2 separate regions of the Homo sapiens genome follow, and region 2 is linked to region 1. A link is a contact called in ENCODE Hi-C or POLR2A ChIA-PET data. All regions are on one chromosome and are shown on one strand. Each heading gives the region's core, a stretch centred on a gene start or an enhancer-like site at or near the end of the contact. The rest is flanking DNA. Distances are from core to core; before and after follow the strand shown. Region 1 holds the start of UHRF2 (ubiquitin like with PHD and ring finger domains 2). Region 2 overlaps BRD10 (bromodomain containing 10).

The links. Hi-C counts contacts between places; a loop is a spot of excess contacts on that map. ChIA-PET counts read pairs that join two places held with the same protein, here RNA polymerase II (POLR2A). Pooled maps may share reads with other maps.
Region 2: a pooled map shows a loop between it and region 1 (1.9-fold over the local background). The contact joins the enhancer-like site here to the promoter of UHRF2 in region 1. A Hi-C loop is called at or near these places in 2 of 50 pooled maps. POLR2A ChIA-PET finds 5 or more read pairs at or near these places in 2 of 52 experiments (A673 and activated CD4-positive, alpha-beta T cell).

The regions. Positions count from the first base shown.
Region 1 is chr9:6,411,225-6,415,799 of GRCh38, forward strand. UHRF2 (ubiquitin like with PHD and ring finger domains 2) reads left to right here and starts at 1,975. Exons shown (of 16, transcript NM_152896.3): 1 at 1,975-2,419. The coding sequence starts at 2,267. RefSeq lists silencers at 1,693-1,832, 2,113-2,292, 2,363-2,792.
Region 2 is chr9:5,947,031-5,951,605 of GRCh38, forward strand. The region is part of intron 4 of BRD10 (bromodomain containing 10); the gene reads right to left. Among named protein-coding and RNA genes, the nearest start is that of MLANA, 58 kb to the left of the region's middle. Within about 2 kb of position 2,246, at least 6 of the 41 ENCODE cell types and tissues checked have a DNase peak (open chromatin) inside an H3K27ac peak, as active enhancers do.

The DNA.
Region 1 (4,575 bases), core at 725-3,224:
TAATAAATACTCAATATTTGCTTTAATTAAAATAGGGGTAGACAAGTGAATTATATTTAGAGGTTCTAGGTGACTGAAATTTTCACAGGGGCAGAAACCCAAAATATGTATGTGCAGTTAATTTTTTCTGTCTCTTCTGTGTTGGGCCATCTTTTTTTTCTCTTTTTTTTTGAGATGGAGTCTCACTCTATCGCCCAGGCTGTAGTGCAGTGGCGTGATCTCAGCTCACTGCAGCCTCCGCCTCCCGGGTTCAAGCAATTCTCCTGCCTCAGCCTCCCGAGTAGCTGGGACTACAGGCAACTGCCACCATGCTCAGCTAGTTTTTTAATATTTTTAGTAGAGATGGGGTTTCACCATGTTGGCCAGGCTGGTCTGGAACTCCTGACCTCAAGTGATCCGCCCACCTCGGCCTCCCAAAGCGCTGAGATTACAGGCCTGAGCCACTGCGCCCGGCCTTTCTCTTCTTTTTCATGATATACTACTGGATTTGTCTGTGCTTGTAATTATTTTAGCTGTTTATTAGTTTATTACAAAAAAATGGTACTGTACCTTTATGGGAATAATTAGCACCTATGTGAATATTTAAGTTACCGATTTTGGCAAATGTGAAGTCCAAGTTGTCTTGTTTTGTTTACGTTTATATCCTCTCTCCCTTCTTGAGAAGACATATTTTCATTTAAAATAAACCCACTTGGCCGGGCGCGGTGGCTCACGCCTGTAATCCCAGCACTTTGGAAGGCCGAGGCGGGTGGATCACGAGGTCAGGAGATCGAGACTATTAGCCGGGCGCGGTGGCGGGCGCCTGTAGTCCCAGCTACCCCAGGGAGGCTGAGGCAGGAGAATGGCGTGAACCCGGGAGGCGGAGCTTGCAGTGAGCCGAGATCGCGCCACTGCACTCCAGCCTGGGCGACAGAGAGAGATTCCGTCTCTAAATACATACATACATACATACATACATACATAATAAATAAAATAAAATAAACCCACTCACCCCCACCCCGACTCCCCAGCTGTAGCAGGGAAGGATTAAGAAGGCGGGGTGGGGGGTGGGGGAAGCCCTGTTAGGTAGTGCTGCGTTGGGCCCACTTCTGAGGGTTTAATCCTAGTAGGGTCTTTGGAGTTCTTTCTTCGGAGGCGCGTAGCTCTGCATTATTTAAAACTGTTTCCCGCAAACCCGCAATCCCTTAGGCCAAAGGCACCCCTAACGCGGAAAGTCTACGAACGGAAATGTCCGGAGTTAGAGAGCGGCCTTTCGGGCAGCTGCCCCGACTTCTCCAAGGCCGGAGGGCCGGCTGGGAGCGCTGCAAGCCAGAGAGGGCGATCCCAGCGGGACCCGCGGCCTGAGGATAGGCCTGGAGCTGCCGCCTCCGCCAGGCGACGGGAAACCCTCGGAAGTGGGTTTCCGCGCGAAAGTAGCATTGCGGCCAGGCGGGAAACGTGTTCGCGAAGCAGGAGGGCCCCCGGGGCCTTTCCCGGGCGACCCGACCCGCCAGGCCGCGTGGCGGGAGCTTTCCTGTTGAGCGCGGTGGAGCGCACACATTTCCTTCAGTTCTTTCTCGGAAGTTTAGGCCGCACCCACCCGCGCCCCCTTTCCAGGATTATACAAGTGCACGCCAGGGTTTCTTATTTTTGGTGTGTTTTTGAGACCAAAGAACCATATCCGCTAAGCCTGAGGAGGCACCCGCCCCCTCAGCTCTGAAACGAGGCCTCAAAACGGCAACCGATGTGGTAGCCGCGCAATCTTCCGAAACCCAAAGGCTAGAGGGCGTGCCCAGTGGCCAGGTGCAGGCGGTGGGGCAAGTAACGGCTTTTGGTAGCCCCGCCCCTCCGACCCGCCCTCTCCGCGCCTGCCCATTTTCGTTCCCTCGGGTCTGTAACCCTCTCCCGGGCCGCTTCCTCTTTAAGGCGGAGCCCGGCGTGGATCTCGCGAGATCCGGCTTGGCGCCGTGACCTCCATGTGGGAGCTCCAGCTCTATAAGTAAACACTCTGCGCGGCGCAGACATGGCCTCTTCCTATCTTTGAGGCGGTGTCTGCGGCAGCGCCTCAGAGTGGTTCCGGTCGTCTCTCCTCAAGTCGGCTAGTCGGGCGCGCGCGCTGAGAGTCGTCGCCGCCTGTCGGGCCCGGCGTCCGGTCGGTCCGGTGGGCGCGCTCGCCCGCCTGCCGCTGAGGGCCCGAGCCGCAGGGAAAGCGGCGCGGGCCGGGCGGGGCGCGGCGCCCAGAGCTCAGGGGGAGACAAAGGGGACCGGTTCCTCTCTAGGCGCCAAGATGTGGATACAGGTTCGCACCATTGATGGCTCCAAGACGTGCACCATTGAGGACGTGTCTCGCAAAGCCACGATTGAGGAGCTGCGCGAGCGGGTGTGGGCGCTGTTCGACGTGCGGCCCGAATGCCAGCGCCTCTTCTACCGGGGCAAGCAGGTGAGGCGCGCCCGCCGCGCCCCTAGCGAGGCTGGGGGCCGGAACAGCTGGGCTCCTCTGGACGCACCGGTCCGAGGGCTCTGTGCGCCGCGCGCGCAGGGCTCACCTGGCTCCGCTGCGGGTGGGCAGCCCCCGCGAGGCGCGGGGTGCGGGGCCCAGTCCCGCCGAATGGTGGGGAGTGGGTCCCTGCCAGCCCCAACTGGAGGTGCGCCGCGCGGGGTCAGAAGTGAGGGCGTCCGGAGCGCAAATATCTCGCCGTTTGTATTTGGTAGGACAGCGGCCGTAGGCACTGGGTGCCCAGGTCCCTCGCTTCCCGCGCTCGGCGGGGCCTGGGGCCCCCAGAGGGCGGGGAGGGCAGAGGGCTCTGGCGGCCATGCCACCGCGCGGGAGACCCGGAGAGCTGGCTAACCCGGCTGAGCGTTCGCCTGGCTTCCGCGGCTCTTCCGCGTCTTCGGCTCTCAAACAGGGGAAACTCGGGCATTGAGCTCTCAAGAATAAGAACCCTAACTCTGCTTCCTGACTGTGGTAGGATTCGCGCAAACTGAAGATTCGAAGGGTTTCCAGAACTTCTGGTCCCTCTCCCTCGCCGCCTTTCCTAGGTTTGGAATGTCTCGAGGGAGGTTAGAGACCTGGGCATGAAGAAACTGTCGGTTTAACCGGGGGCCGGGTTTACGAATGCCCTATATAAGCCAAGAGTTTTATTCCCGAAGTGAAAAGGAGTGTAAGACTGTTTGCTTTTCTTACTTCTCGCCTTCTAATACTCATGTCGTTCACGCTTTAAGCATAGCACTGCAGCATAGCCAGCGGTGCATACTTGAAGGCTGTCTGTGGGCATCTCTGGTATTTTTATGGTCTGGCCAGTCTAAGTTTTTTTCCTATTCCACAAGTCTCTTACAATCTATATCCCTAGCCACTCAGACCCATCGTATTTTTCTTTGTCTTCATGTTGTTGTTAATACACTAAAAAGTTGGCATCCTGAGTTGATAGACCACAGTTTGGCTCCAATCCTGTGGTTTTAAATAAGTGTAGCTCTTTGATTTGGTAGAAGTAGCCTACAGTTGCAAACTACTTAAAAGGAATATTTTCCTCCCCTTCACAGGCTTAGTCTTCGAAGACTGTCCAGAAATTTCATAGTAACAAATTACACTTTGGGAAGGAGAGAGCTTTTTTTTCCCCTTTCCTTCTCTCTTTAAAATAATGTTATAGCACCTTTGATTTGTGTTTGCAGCCAGTTTTGTACTGACTTCTTAGTGTTTGACTTGTAAAAACAGGTATTTAGTTGTAAGCTTTGCTTTTGAAATAATTGTACACTTGTTAAATACTACATAGATTTGCTTTGCTGTGCCTCAAGTGGCTGATACCGTTTCCTTTTGATCACAAGTGAAAAAGCATGTAATCGTTTGATGCATTTTATTTTCTAGCTGGGGACAAATAGTACATGAATTCCTAGGACACTGGTGATTTCAGCACCAGAGATAGAAATGAAGGATGTTCTTGGGCAACACTCCTAAAATCTTTATTATCAAATATGCTAAAATAATTATCACATATGGGATTGGGTTAAATTCAAGGCAACAAAGTAGACTTTCAGTAAACTAGGAAGCTCATTCCAGATTCCAGGGAAAACTGAGGATAACCGTTGTACTTCCTCTTCCAGGGTCCTAGTGGGTAATTCACTACTTGGGTTTCTTCAGCCCAGTGATAAACCAGTAGGGTAGAGGAATAGACCTTTGGTGCCAGCCATTAACTTGGAAACAGAAAAGGAAGGTCATTGGTACCAGCTGTGTGTTCACTTTCTTATGCGCTGACAAGTAGCTATGGCAATGAGTGTTATCTTTCGTGGTCTCTGGAGCTCCACAGATGAGGTAGCCAGCCTGTAGCAGGTAACTACTGGAATGGCATCACAGAGAGTCCCCGTCCTGTAAAATACCATGTCCTCATTGGAAAAAGGTACCCCTACTTCAAAATACTTTACTGCCACGTAGTGAAAAATGTCATAAATTGTAGACAATACATTTATTTTTATTTAAGTGGTACCCGCCCCCCATACTCCATTCGTATGTTAGGCTCCAGCTTTTAATCTTTGGTATGTATCAGAATCGCTTGTGGATATTTATTATAGATGTTCAGCTCACCCCAGAACTGCAAGTAGTTG
Region 2 (4,575 bases), core at 996-3,495, 460 kb before region 1:
CTTAATTATCAATTAGTTATGAAGTCAACAGATATTTATGTTCCATTTAAAGCAAGAGATAACACAGTTCTGAAGCCAAACCACGAATGAAATCACACAGCTTAAGAGCTACATAAAATAACACTTTCAAGTGGCTGTATCTAGTTAGTAAACTGTACTAAATTAGTACTTTTCAAACTTTAATGTGCATAAGAATTGCATGGGGATCTTAATAAAACAGTTTTTTGTTTAGTAGGTCTGAGGTGAGACCTTGGATTCTGCATTTCTAACAAGTTTCCAGGTATTGCCTGCAAATAACATTTTTGAGTAGTAAGGTACTAAATGACTATGAATTATAAATCAACATGGCTACTGGAACATTCTGGTACCATGGAGCTAATGAGTATGAAAATACAAGATTAATTTCCAAATAGGGAATGGCATATTGAATTAAATGTACGATAAGACAATTGTTTCTTAAAATATTTTTAGCTATAATATTTATTCTGAGGTTATATTAAAATGACGTTAATAGCTACATAACAATTTATACTTTATATATTAAAACTAATATATATTCCCTCTATATGTATATTTAATGTATACCTAATATATATACCCAATATATAGAGTCAAATTAACCTTTTATAAAACTGAATAGGAACACAATTAGTTTGACTTATGCCAACTCGATGTCATATACAACTCTACTACCTCTCTTCTGCCTCCAAAATAAGGCATATATGTGGCCATTACATTCAACTCAACTTCATATGATGTTTTTAAAAACAGAATCAACCCAATAAATAAAGTTCAACTTAAAAAAGGAGAACAAAGATTTTTTTTTAAAAAAGCAAAACACCTTATTAAAACCTCCTTCTCATTATCTTGCATTTGAAAAACGTATCTGAGGCACAGGGCCTGCAGGGGTGAACACGAAACTCCATAGCAGCTCAGATTACAGTCAGGTCACATTGCTAACACTTATGAGAGGAGGTTTTCAGTCAAGCCACAGAGGTTACAAGAAGAGTTTTATCTCCCAGCAAGAACCTCTCCAAGGCTGTCACACTCCCTCAAGTTAACCTTTCATTTAATATAATCCATGGCAGAGCTACAAAATCACAGATCTCAGAGCTGAAAGGGACTAAAAATGTGTAATTTGTCCAAGCCTTAGCCTAGGCTAAAGAGACCTATCTCCAATTCATATAAAAGGTAATTAAACTAACAGAGGTAAAGTGACCTAAGATGACACACTGCTAGAGGAAACCACAGAACCCAGGACTTCTCCTACTATATTATATTCTTTTTAAAAGGGTCTTTATAACAACACAAAAATAAAGAAATCTAACAACTGAACTTGTATTATAGTTTTAGGATTCAGTTTATATCTAAGCTTTCATTTTTATTAAATGGTAATATTAAAAGGTCCTCTCTTCAACTCAACAAGCAGCAATGTATGTATGTGGTGGGAGTGGGGAGGCCCTGTAGAGATAAAAAAAAAAACTCCATGACCGTATCTCAGAACTACATAATAAATCATTCCTTACTTTACTGATACTTCAAACTAGAAATTATGTCCTTTGGATAGAAATTCAATAGGTCTAAAAGATATTTACTTGCTCCAAAAAAGGACATAAGGTAACATTAAAAAATACAAACAATATGGTAGATTATATTAAAAAGCAAAGCAAAAGGAAAACAATGTAGAAAAGTAAAAATGAATAGGTCCAGACAAAAGGGATCACACATTCACTCCCGTTCTAATAAAAAGATCCTGTAATTTATTATAAAAATAATAAGTGAAATACTAAATGCATGGTATAAATTCAAAATTTATATTGTATTTAAACTAAAATTATAATGGCATCTGCTAAAACTATGCAGATGGGAAAATTTCTTTTTATTTCTTATCATCACCATACCAGCAACAAGGACTACTTAAAAACTTGCAAATAAGGATATCACTTGTGACATGAAAGCCAAATTAGTCTGATAAACAACCATGTGATTAAACACAGATGTTTCTCTCAATGAACTATATATATTTTTAAGGGAGAACTATATTAATTTTAAGGGGGAAGAACTCCTGCTGTTAAAAGTGAAACAAAAAGCGGAGGTTAAAAATATTCATTTTAAGAGGGAGCAATTCAAAATAATGATATAATCAAAACATCTTAATACAGTAAGCAGTTAAAAAGCTGATTAAACTAACAGAGGTAAAATGACCTAAGATGACACACTGATAGAGGAAACCACAGAGAATCGCTTGAACCAGGAAGTCAGAGATTGCAGTAAGCCAGGATTGTGCCACTGCACTCCAGTCTGGCGGCAGAGCGAGACTCCGTCTCAAAACAAACAAACAAACAACAACAACAACAACAACAACAAAACCCTAATTTTAATTTTGGTTTCAATTTGTTATGTTGCAGTACTTTATTTCTTATCCCTTAGTTTCTCCATTGGTTAGATGGAGAAGTATAGTTTTTTCAGAGGTATGTTAAGGATCAGTGAGTTTTTTCTTATGTTTGAAAACAATGTAATATAAGTCTTAGCAGCTGGATTCTGGAGTTCTTCTGCAAAGCAGCCTTTAAAATCAATCATGCATATGAAATGGGAGCAAGGGCACACTGCATGGAAGATTTTTTTTTGGTTATTGTTGAAAAGCAGACTTAGGGTAACTAAGGCTGTTAAATTATTTTTAAAACTTATGTTATTGAGACTCAACACATTAGTTTTTAAAAATACTTCCTGTAACTTTCTGTCATAATTATGTACAAAAGATAAGTCATATAACATTAGATTTCTCTCTTAAATGTTAAATGAAAAGACTTTTTAGGAAAAAGTAACTATTAGGAAAACTGATATTCACTTTTCAGTCTAATAGTCTTTCTTTGATTACAAAACAGATAAAGGAAAAAGAATTTTACCAATTTAACAAAGTCGTAAGTAAATGTTAAAGTTGATATAAAAGCTTAAATCACCAATATTCTATAATTATCACTAAAAAATCCAACAATTTCCCCTACATGACAAATATATAATGCATCATAACAATACAACAGGGATAAACGTAAGTTTTCACTCTCATCAAACATAATGATGCAAATACTATTACTTGGTTTTCCACTTTTCAAATTCTTGTAGGCTTAATCATGTGCCACTTTCATTAAGACCAAATCCAAGATTTATTTCAAGGTTTTAAGTAAATGGAAAGAGTGCTAAGGGTCAATAATAGATGTTTTTATGCCATTTTTAATTGATTTTCCTATTCATAATTCAGTGTTTTTCACCAGAAGCGACTGACCTGCTTATTTGAAAACAATAAAAATGGCTAAAACAGTAAGCTGTATCATTCAATCCTCACAACTCTACAAGGAAGGTACTATTATTACCCCACTGTACAAATGAGAAACTGGAATCATGGAGAAGTTAAATACCTTACCCCACAGAGTTAATCAGTGGTAGAGCTGGCATTCAAACCCAAGTAGGTAGCCTGGTTGCAGAACCCTTGTGTTTAACCACTATGCAGATTACTGGTACCCACTGAATCAAGGTCTTTTGGAGGATGAAACCAACAATCTTCATTTTAAATAAAGGTATCACATTATTTTTATACTATCTAAAGTTTGAGAACCACTGACATAACTCTTAGGAAAAAGTGGCACACATTTGGTTAGACCCTTTACAATATACAGTCGTCCCTCGGTATCCGTGGGGTACTGGTTCCAGGACTCACCTCTGAACCCTGCGGATACCAAAATCCAAGGATGCTTAAGACCTTGATATAAAGTGGTATAGTATCTGCATATAACACATCCTCCCATATACTTTAGGTCATCTCTACATTACTTATAATACCTAATACAATATAGTTGTGATATAAATTGTTGTTATATCATATTGTTTAGGGAATAATGACAAGAAAAAAAATCAGTACATGTTTAGTACGGACACATTTAAGAAAATATTTTCAATCCAAGGTTGAATGCACAGATGCAGAACCTACAGATACAGAGGGCTGACTGTACACACACACACACACACACACACACACACACACACACACACCCCCACCCCACCCTGCCACACATACAAATCCAATCCACCATTTGAATGCTCACAGTGTATACTCTAAATAGGAGTAGGATGATTATTTTCTAAACCTGGGTGCAGATATTAGGTGTGTATATAAACATGGATTCTTTCTGAAGCAAATAGGGGGGCAAGTTCAAGTTCTAGCTTTAAAAAAAGTCAACAAAAACATTGTCAAACTAAAAAGCAGCTGAGGTCAAAACATTTTTAAAAACTCATTAGGACTTAAAAAAAAAAAACTTCACAATTTAACCCTTTCATTTATCTCTATCTAAGCATGCTTTCTGTCAATTTAAAGAAGACTGGTCCTTTGGCAAACTGGTCAGGTTTTACAAAAGGGATCTATTATCTATCCAAAAACAGGTTCATTATTTTCAGAAGCAAGATATTTCAGAATGAATAATATGAAGATCTTCTGACTAAATATTTCTATATTTTTATGTTTAATGCTAGAAATGTGATATTTAAAACACCTTGAACAAAACAAATAATTTACAGAATCTG